Regions from separate parts of the Homo sapiens genome. Here region 1 is linked to region 2. Evidence: chromatin loops called from intact Hi-C (ENCODE). Cell type or tissue: K562. All regions are shown on one strand.

The links. Hi-C counts contacts between places; a loop is a spot of excess contacts. Peaks named below come from ENCODE experiments on the same cell type or tissue, not always from the same donor. Only the 100,000 strongest peaks of a DNase experiment are listed, where the experiment ranks them.
Region 1: it touches region 2 in a loop (3-fold over the local background); 1 of 110 quality-filtered maps calls a loop at or near these places.

The regions. Positions count from the first base shown.
Region 1 is chr12:102,315,314-102,320,313 of GRCh38, reverse strand. It overlaps LINC02456 (long intergenic non-protein coding RNA 2456), which reads right to left. Exons shown (of 13, transcript XR_007063427.1): 5 at 4,824-5,000. Among named protein-coding and RNA genes, the nearest start is that of LINC02456, 38 kb to the right of the region's middle. In K562, no CTCF peak of the experiment used is centred here; no DNase peak of the experiment used is centred here.
Region 2 is chr12:102,427,976-102,432,975 of GRCh38, reverse strand. All of the region lies in intron 2 of IGF1 (insulin like growth factor 1), which reads left to right. All of the region lies in intron 10 of LINC02456 (long intergenic non-protein coding RNA 2456), which reads right to left. Among named protein-coding and RNA genes, the nearest start is that of IGF1, 50 kb to the left of the region's middle. In K562, no CTCF peak of the experiment used is centred here; a DNase peak (open chromatin) is centred at 3,065.

The sequences.
Region 1 (5,000 bases), 110 kb after region 2:
AAAAAAATTATTTCTTAAAAAAATAAACATTTAGTGGCACTTACTATCTGGCATTCTTCTAAGTCTTACAACCACTCTGTGAGGCTGATAGACCCATTTTATGGATTGCAAAAAGGAAACACAGAGAAGTAATTTTCTCAAGGTTATACAGGTAGTAATTGAAAAACGCCAGGATTCAACCCAGGAATCTGGTCCTAGACTCTGTGATTTTACTCACTCCGCTGCCACTTAACTAAGAGATCTTGAATAGAAATTTCAGGTTGACTAGAGATTTCTGGAAATCTTCGAAGAATTTCGGGACCCAGAATGACTTTTAGGCATATCTCCTGATAATAACCCACCAAGAGATCATTCAACCTGTGCTAGAACATCTCCACCAGTAAGAAACTCACTATGTATCAAGACGACTCATTGAACAAATGTAGTTATTAGTAAGTTCTTGATTCTGTTATGATAAAATCTATTTTTGTTACAATAAAATATTTTCTTGTTGCATCATCTATTAATTTTGATTCTATTCTTTTGAGTATGTAGTATAAATCTAAGCTCTCATTCTCATGTCTTCCCTTCAAATATATGAAGAATCATATATCATATATAGTTTCAAGAATCATTACGAGCCTCATCACTGTCCCCTAAACATAATCTAGTTTGTCTGCATCACTCTTAAAGTGGGCTGCATATAACTGAACAAAGTACTAAAGCATGGTCTGATCAAGGCTGGATATGACAATACCTTCAATTTCCTTAACTCCAAGTTTCTTAACAATATTATGTACAAGAGACACTAACTCTTTTGAGTGAGTCATATCACATCAACAATTCATATTGAACTATCACTTATTGAACTATACATAAAATACAGTATAGTTCCAAAAGAGTACAGAAAACATATGTACAGTGTGAAGAACTAGAATAGAAATCAACATCTGTGTATTCACAACTCAACTTTAGAAATATAACACTAAAGTGGTAGAAACCTCCACATACATCTCTCTGTTTGAGGCTCTCTTCCCGTTCCCCAAAGTAAGCATTAGATGGTATTTTGTGTTCATTTCCATGTGTTTTTCATTATGGTTTTACCAAACATGTGTCCTTAAACAATAAATTGCTTAATTTTACCTTAAAAATATTTTATAAATGGAGTCATAATGTGTTTATTCTTGTTTCACTCAATATTATGTTATGGAGAGTCATCCTTTAAGTTCATTTTATACCTTTCACTGCCAAGAGGAATCTATCCAAATTTTTCCCATAGGGTGAATAAAATTTTACATTTATCTCTGTTACATAGAATATACCCATCTCTTTCATCTTAGAAAACATCTTACTGAGTAAGAAAAACCTTAAATTGGTATAGGGGTACTGCCCACACTGTAACCCCTGGATCCCTTCAAACACAGAAGCCCCAAGTCTTAAAGGAATTGCTTGAGAAGTAACTACGCTTCCATGATTTAAACTACATACTGAACAAAATGGTCTTTAATTAAAAATAAAAAAGTCAGGTGCCTAATAAATTTAAAGCTGATTTTGATTAAGCTCAAAGGCAAATTATAATTTTATATTATTTACCACAGGTGTAAAGTATGCACATTTAGTTTTTTTGAGCAAATAGATTTCTTTAATTAACATTTTCAAGTGATCTTAGCACAGAAAGTCATTATGCCACTTGAAAATAAGGAACTTTTAATTATTATGCAGGATATTTTTAGTTATCCTCCATAATAATTAAAGGACTATAATTCTTGGTAAATATAGAAGCAACACTAAATTCCTAGAATCAGATAATGTGGAAACTCTGAAAATCCGTTTAATTCTCTCTCTCTCTCTCCATCTCTGTCTCGCTCTCTGTTTCTCTCTTCTCTCTCTTCTCTCTCTCTCTCTCTCTCTCTCTCTCACACACACACACACACACACAGAAACATAATACATTATAGTAAATTACGGTAAAGGACTATAATTCTTGATAAATATGGAGGCAACACTAAATTCCTAGAATCAGATAACATGGAAACTCAAACTCCATGTTTAATTATATCTGTCTCTCTCTCTGTGTCTTTCTCTCTTTCTCTTCTCCCCCACCACCACGCACACAAACACACACTCCTGAAACTCATAAGTAGATGAAACAATACCCCGAGGTACCCTTTAAAAATCAGAACTGCTAGTCTGCAGGAAAAGAGCTTAATTTCCTCTCTTTTCCCCTTCTAATCTTCTAGTGGAGGTGCCAAATAGCAGCAGAAACATCAAAAGGCAAATGAAAAGGAGGACAGAGGAGAAAAGATCCTGGTTCATGCCTGTCATTTCCATGCAATCTTTTATCACACATTGACTAGGCATAATAGGGAGGTGTCAATAAGTAATGACCTTAGGACAGTAGAGGGGATCACTTACCTATCATTTTAGATCAAGGAGCCCCTGTTATCCAATAGTGGGAGAATAAACACTGATAAACACACCTCACTACTGTATTTATTTAAAAGCAAAGCTAATATACAGCAGGGAGAATGTTCAAAAACCATTATCCTGTCCTGTCCTACTAAGAATAACATGTCTACAATCCCTATTAATTTTTTCAACCAATAGATAGGTACATATTCAACTTGAATGAAAAGCCAACAAATCATCTAGAAATATTCTTATTTTCCACCAATGTTTTGATGAAACCTGATGGTTTAGGTATGTAGAAAAATACATTAGTCAGGATAGGCAACTGCAATAACAAACCACCCCTAAAAACCTCACTGGCTTGTACCAAAAATAGTTTACTGCGGCTCACACTACTTGCCAGGGCTCTTATCAATTGTCGGGTCAAAAAGATCTCTTCCCCAATTATTCAGGATGATGAAGGCTCTACCATATGGCCTTCTTGGTCAATAGAGAAAAGTAAAAGATAGATGGAGACGTTTGTGTGGACTCTTCTAAGATTCATATCAGAGGCAATATATGTCATTTCGAGCCCATTGACCACAACTAACCACATGACTCAACCCAACTGCAAGAATTCTAGGAAATTTGGGGGAACATTACTGTCTTTGCCATAAAACAGTATCCAAATCCAGACTTTATGATGGTAGAAAGTTAGCAATCTCTCATTTTTTTAACCTCCTTTCTCTACCAGAGAAACATTCATGAAAACCCAATAAGAAAGGCAAATTTTCAATAGCCCAGGAAACTAGCAGTGTTCATCAATGATCTATCTGAATGCAATAAAAAATTCTACTAGTCAAAAGGCAGAAAACCTGTAAACAATTTGCAGAGGCATGTGGACAAAAATACATTAGAATAAATTCATCCATTTAGTCCGGGTTTTTGCGTTTAAAGTTTGCCTTGGCTGGCCTTGGTTGATTCAGAGTTGCTGCCAAAAGCAGCCTGGGATATTTCATTACCTCCTCAATCAGCTACTCATACCAGTCTCTGCAGTTCAATTTAACTGTGAGTACAGATAGCTGGGAAGAGCTTTAGAGGCTTGACATTTCCTCTTAGTGAGAAATTTAGTAGGATAAGAAAATTTCTTGTTAGGCAATCAGAATTCACATGAAATAAAAGACTGGAAAACACTATAAAATAGGTAAGGAGCTATGCATATCAACCAGTCTCCCAGCTTATGATATGAGGTTCCTAGCAGCAAGTGATGGGAAGCTGGCACAAATCAAAGAGAATCCAGCAACCTTTTATAACTGATATTGTCCTAATAAGTAGTTTGGGATATAAGCAATGACCTCTGAGTAATTGTTTTAAAAAAGGTACTGAATGGAGGAAGAGAGTAGAACAATATTGACCATCTTAGAAAACAGCTGTAATGCAACACTAAGCTCTATTTGCCCAGATTAGTAGGAACCTTTACTATCGGTTCCCTAGAGATCCCCATTCCTGAGTCTAAAAACCCTCCAGGATGCTAACTCATCTTATAGAACAGTCTTGCCTGCTTCTCCTTGATTCTGATACCAGAAATAAGATGCATTTCCTTGAGGATAGAAGATCTACTATAGTTTCTGAAATCTGGTTGAGAGGCGGGGACTCCCTTCTCTCCAGACCCTACTCGTGGAATACAGGGTGTACCTTGGTGCCACTGAAAATACTGCGGCCTCAGTTGCCCTTTCCCTGGCTCATGGGGCAAGGGTGTGATAAAAGAAAAACTTCAGCCAAATTAAACTTAAAGGAGTTTAATTGAGCAATGAATGATTCATGATTCGGGCAGCCCCCAGAATCACAGCAGATTCACAGACTCCAGGGGTGTCTCCTGGTCAGAAAAAATGTATAGACAAAAATGTTAAAGTGACACACAGGAATCAGAAGTGAGGTACACAAACAGCGAGATTGGCTACAGCTCCACGTTTGCCTTATTTGAACCCATGCCTATTAAGAGGGAGACATTTCTAATTATTGCCTCTTGTATTCTAAACCATGGAAAAAGGACCTAACAAATTATGTCCTTCTAGAAGAGTGAAGGCCTCCTGGCAATGTTCTCTTTAATCCATGATGTGGGTTAAGAGGAGTTTTGACTGATTATGAGTCAACATATGTACCACTAAAGTTTCTCACCCACCTTGGGCCTTCATCTTTTATCTATTAAAGTATAAGTTTATTTATGTATAAGGCTGGCTTCCCGCAAAATCCTTCACAAATAAAATTATACCCTATAAGTGCACATTATAGACCCACTTTTCATTTCTGTTGCTCATAGAGGCATAAACAAGGTAAAAATATTCAAAGGTAAGAGTCTCATGATAGTAGAAGTTTTGACCTGTGATCTTGGGAAAAGCTGTTCACATCAAGGATGCCATCTTTTTCTGGGGAGAAACTTTCCTGGTTAGTTTTACCTTAAGAGTTCCAATGGGTGTACAGTTCCAGGAGTATGGAGGGACCCTTCTCAGTTGTGAGATTATAAATCCAAGGTTCAAGGCTCCAAAGTTTTACTGTAGTGTGGATGGCAAAGATAGTCTTTCTCTGATGTTTTCAGAAGATCCAATCTACGGGTTCCCGATTGTGAAGGTCTT
Region 2 (5,000 bases):
GTGTTGAACCTCTCTCCCTACCCCAGAGAAGAAACCTCATACGTACTTGGTGATTTTCTTTTTAAGTTTTTTATTTTTATTTATTTGTTTATGTATTTATGTATGTATGTATGTATGTATGTATGTATTTTTATTATACTTTAAGTTTTAGGGTACATGTGCACAACGTGCAGGTTAGTTACATATGTATACAAGTACTTGGTGATTTTCAAAGTTGAGAGACCAGAGTCCCTTGTCATCAATTTCATTTTCCTTGGTTTTACTTCTACTTAGAAAACCTTTGGATGCCAAACTCAAGTCTTGGTTACGCCCCATGTTTCCTTCAAAGGAAACTGCACTAGTAATTGAAAACAGAAATTGGTTCATTTATTCTAACTCACAGGACACAGGTAAGATCCCTGTCTGTGCTCCACCTTGGCTGTCTCTTTTCTAATCCCGGGAGAAAATCTGGATATAATTCTCTGCTTTGTTGATTAAATTCCTCTGGTCCTTATGCAAAATTGTGGGCTTTCATCAAAATAGGATTGTCTGATAATACCCTTTGACTCAGTAATTCCATTCCTTGGAATTTATTCTTATAAATGATCTATGAGTAGTAGAATGTTATGTGTACAAAGACATTTATTGCTGCATTAGTTAAAATGATGATAAAACTAGAAATAGCCTAAATGCCTAGTAATAGGAAAATGGTTACAGCAACAAATGATGGCATATCTACTCAGTAAAATATTCTGCAGTTTTAAAATTATAATTATGAAAACTATATAGCAATATGGGAAACGCTTACAATGTCATGTTAAGTGGGAAAAAATACAGTACTGCATTAAATTTAGGTTATGGCTGTAGCTATGCCAAAATAATGTATGTATCTGGATGAGAAACAGAAACAATTTTGAAAAATGAAGATAAAGTGATTTGCTGGGATATCAAGATTATGGGTAAAAACTTCTCTATTTCAGTGTCTGCTAAAGTTGTTATAACTTTATGCAATTCAAGGGTCTTGGCAGGCTATGAAACAAGGCTGACTGCCCCATCTGAAACTGAAAGGGTCACAATGCACTGGGTAAGATGTGAGCATGCAAGAGCTATGTCCTAAACTGCGGAAGTGCACAGACTTCTCTCTCAAGGGAAAAAGCCATGCATGGCATTCCTTCTGGCATTCTCTAGAATACCTAGGATAAAACTCTGTGCAACTCCATGTACTCAAATCCTGGGGTTAGTGGGTCCATTTAGATGCCTTCACCCATATTCTTCATTGATATTAGCATCATGTGCCCACAAGAATCCCAGTAAAGGTATCAACTTCAGAGTTCTTCATCACCAGGGAATTCTCTCACTTTCAAGGTGTTCCCGAGTAAGGTGACCTGGCTTTGCAGCTTACTAGATGTATGATTTAGGTCAAGGTACTTAACCTTGCTAAGCCTCAGCTTTCTAAAATGTAAAATGGATGTAGTAATAATGCTGCCTCCATGTAGATACTGCACATGTGTAAATAAGACAAGAAAAGTAATATTTACTATAGTAGCTTAGTAGGAAGCACTCAATAAAGGGAAGCTATTGGTAGTGTATTATTGCAAACGCCCTGATTTTTCTAAATGTCAAGGAGAAACTTGTGTTTAATGGAATAGTTTTCAACTTCATTTGATTATATCTTTGGGTCTTGTTATAGTGCCTTCTCTCTCAGTAGCTAATTAGTATCCTCTAAGTTTGAGTCTTTTCAAGCGTTCACGCTTCCATGGAAGTGTTTTCTGCACTGTGTTTAAATCACGTTAGAGAACTTAACTAAGCTTCAAGCCTAGTAGTGTGGTATGTGTAGTTATTCTGACATTCAGAGAAATGCAGAAGTTCAGGCCAGATAGAAGGCTAAGAGAAAGAGACCCCTTGGTGATGCCACAGATGACTAACCCAGATGGGGGAGATGAGAAGGCTGGGGAGCTAAGAGCCACAGCCAGACACAAGAGAGGAATTTGGTTTGAAAAGAGAGTATTAAGACATCAACAGCCTGGAAAGAGAAGTACAGGCTGATTTGTGACCTGTTGAGCACCAAGAAAAAAGATGTGGCAAAAGAAGGCACAGATGTTCTGAAAAATGCAAAGAATTTGTGATGGCTCAGAGTCCAACTGAGGGAAATGACTGCCAAAGGCAGATCTCAGTGGACCGTGGGAGCACTGGCTCGATGAGAAGACATGAGGAGGCTAGGACTTCATAACTGACCTTTACCAGAGTGTCTTCCTGACCCAGAGCAAGGAAGAGAGATGAAGAGGAGAAGATGAACAAGTCGTTTGAGAAGAAAAATAAATTAGCAAGTCTTTAGAAGTAGATTAAAATATTCCTGAACCAGCAGCCTGCTTTTTACTAAAATTCTTTTTTTTAAGTCATCTTCAATGGCTTGAACTTACAGTTCAGTTAAGAGGATGTGTGTAGCTCTGTCTACATTCTCTCATCAGAACTCCTACTACTCAGAGTCAAAAGCTTCACTTCTTTCCTTCTATCCTTATCATATGGAAGCTGCTACAATACCTTGAGGGTCATTTCATTCGTCAGCCTAAAGGTTACTAAATGTAGCTTTTATATAAACAGGCATCCAGTTAACATAGTGGAGATTACAAAGACCATACCCAGCAGGAGGTCAGTGGATTTTGATATTCTCCTTTTTCCCAAAGGGAAGAGGCTTCCCATTGGGGTTACAAAGTAGCAGGTACTTGGCTGGAAGGCTGAGAAGAGAGAATGGAGGCTGCCCTGTTGAAAGACTGTGTATCAGAAAGGAATGTTTAAATCCTGAACTTAGGCCCTCACTTCTGCTTGAGCAGAGCAGAGCTACTTATGCCTAAGTATTGGCATAAGTGATGCCTCCACACAGCTTTCTCAAACCCAGATGTGAGACAAAGAGAGCAGACAGAAGGCAAGTGTCCAGGGAAATAAAATGGCCCACAAGCAGTTATCCTGGCCCAGTGTCCCTGCACCAAAGGAGCTTCCCCAGCTGTGTGTCACATTAGGTCTCACATTGCGTATTCTCAAGGAGGCCAACTAATTCTGTAACCATGGATAGGTCCTGTGATAAATTGGAAAATGACTTCTGGGGCAACAGTCTCTAGTTCTCAGAAAGGAAATTCACAGAAGTGAGCGGTTGGCCAGAAGGCCAAAAGGCCATTGCCTCAGAGTGGATCCCAAAGCAGAGTGATGTGGCCATTCACAGCATGTTTGAGTATGTAAGAAAAAAGAAAAATAAGAAAGGGTATGATTTCTCCTGCCAATATCATAAGCTGAGAATATTTTTCTTTGCTGAATTCAGTAAAATAAATCAGAGATTTTTCTCGATGGATAATTACATTTGTTAAAAAGCATTTAAGGAGGTTTGGGAATCTGGGCATGATGTTGGTCCCAGATGAAATAAAGATGAGAACATGATTTAGCTTGGAGACAAACTGTAACTTAAACCACACCTCTCTTTTTCTTTTTCCTTATTCATAGTTCATTTCTTCAATTCAGAAAAATAGTTTTCATGGGGGAGGGGATTGGGAGGAGTGCAATGGCTAAAAAACAGGCTCAGTGAAGGCCAGAAGATTACTAAGAAACCTCTTCAGTTGACCTTGAGTTTGCTGCAATATCCAAAGATATATGGCATTCTAAAATACAATAATTTAAGGAAGGCATTTACAGTTTCATGGTCATGTTTAAGCAATAATATATTAAGAATAAAAGGGAAAGAAATAATAGCAGCAAAATCCTGCAGAAAGAAAAGAAATAATGGTCTGATGAGTCCAGATTTTATCTGAAATTCCTGAAATAATGTTATCACACCCTAAATGAACCATTCAGCCTCAGTCTGCATACTTGCTTGGTATTTTGAAAAAAAATAATATAATACCACAACATGCTTGAGCACTCTTCGTATAGACTTTTAAATTTTACTGAACTTAGCAGTAATTTATTTTACCAAAAAAAGAGGATGGCATTTGAAAAACTATGTTTAATCTTTATCTTCTGATTTTATATTCTGGGCAGATGTTGGGTACCAATGGCATAGATGATGTCCTGTCTGGAAGCCCATTCATACTATCAGAGATAACATGTAGTTACGGCTAGACATTTCCAAGGAAACTATGCATCTGTCCACCTGAAAATAAGTGAATATCACACAGAGAACTCATGTAGCATTGACAGACACCAAGGAAATTAGTGAAAGAAAACATTGGCCTATGTTAAACACTAGGAAATAAAGCAATCTTGTCAACAATATTAACAGTCCTCCTGGGGCCGAAAGAGTCATTTGTTTACCTTATGAAGATGCGGCTTTGTGAAGAATAAAAGTAAAAGGCCATGCCCAAGGATTATTAGAAAGACTCTTCTCATACTAATTCTCATTTCTGAGTGCCCACAGAAGTGAGGGCCATCTCTCTTTCCTTAGGACTCCGGTTTTCAAAATGTAGTTTGATTCTATCACCTGCTTCAAATGACTCTCTAAAGGGCTCTTTGTGCCCTACCTTGAGCTGGCTTCTGCAATCCATATGGATGGGCTTGTCTCCTTCCCCTAATCAAGCCCAACTCCAAATTAGACATTTTCCTTCATCAGACTCAACACTGATCCCTGCTTTCCTTAAATTCAGCTTATACATCTTGTTTACATCCAAAATTAAATCTAAAAAAGAGAAAACTCTTGGTTTTCTCATCAAACTTCTCTTCACTACTATACTCCCCTATTATTAGCTAGAAACATTAATATGCCATATATATATATACACATTATTGATTACAAAGTGGGTCGTTCATGACCATCTGGATATTTAGGGTCATCTTTTTAGAAGGGGTGCTTGATATTATCTAGCACATTTGGTTGTTTACATGAGAAACTGAATCTCAGAGAATTTGGGTGACTTGTGCATCCACACAGAGGATTTGGGGCTGTAATCCAATGTTGTTTTCAATATACCATATTGCCTTGTTTTTATTCCCTCTCTGCATATGGCACTGTGCTAGGTGCTATAGAAACATTCCCCAGG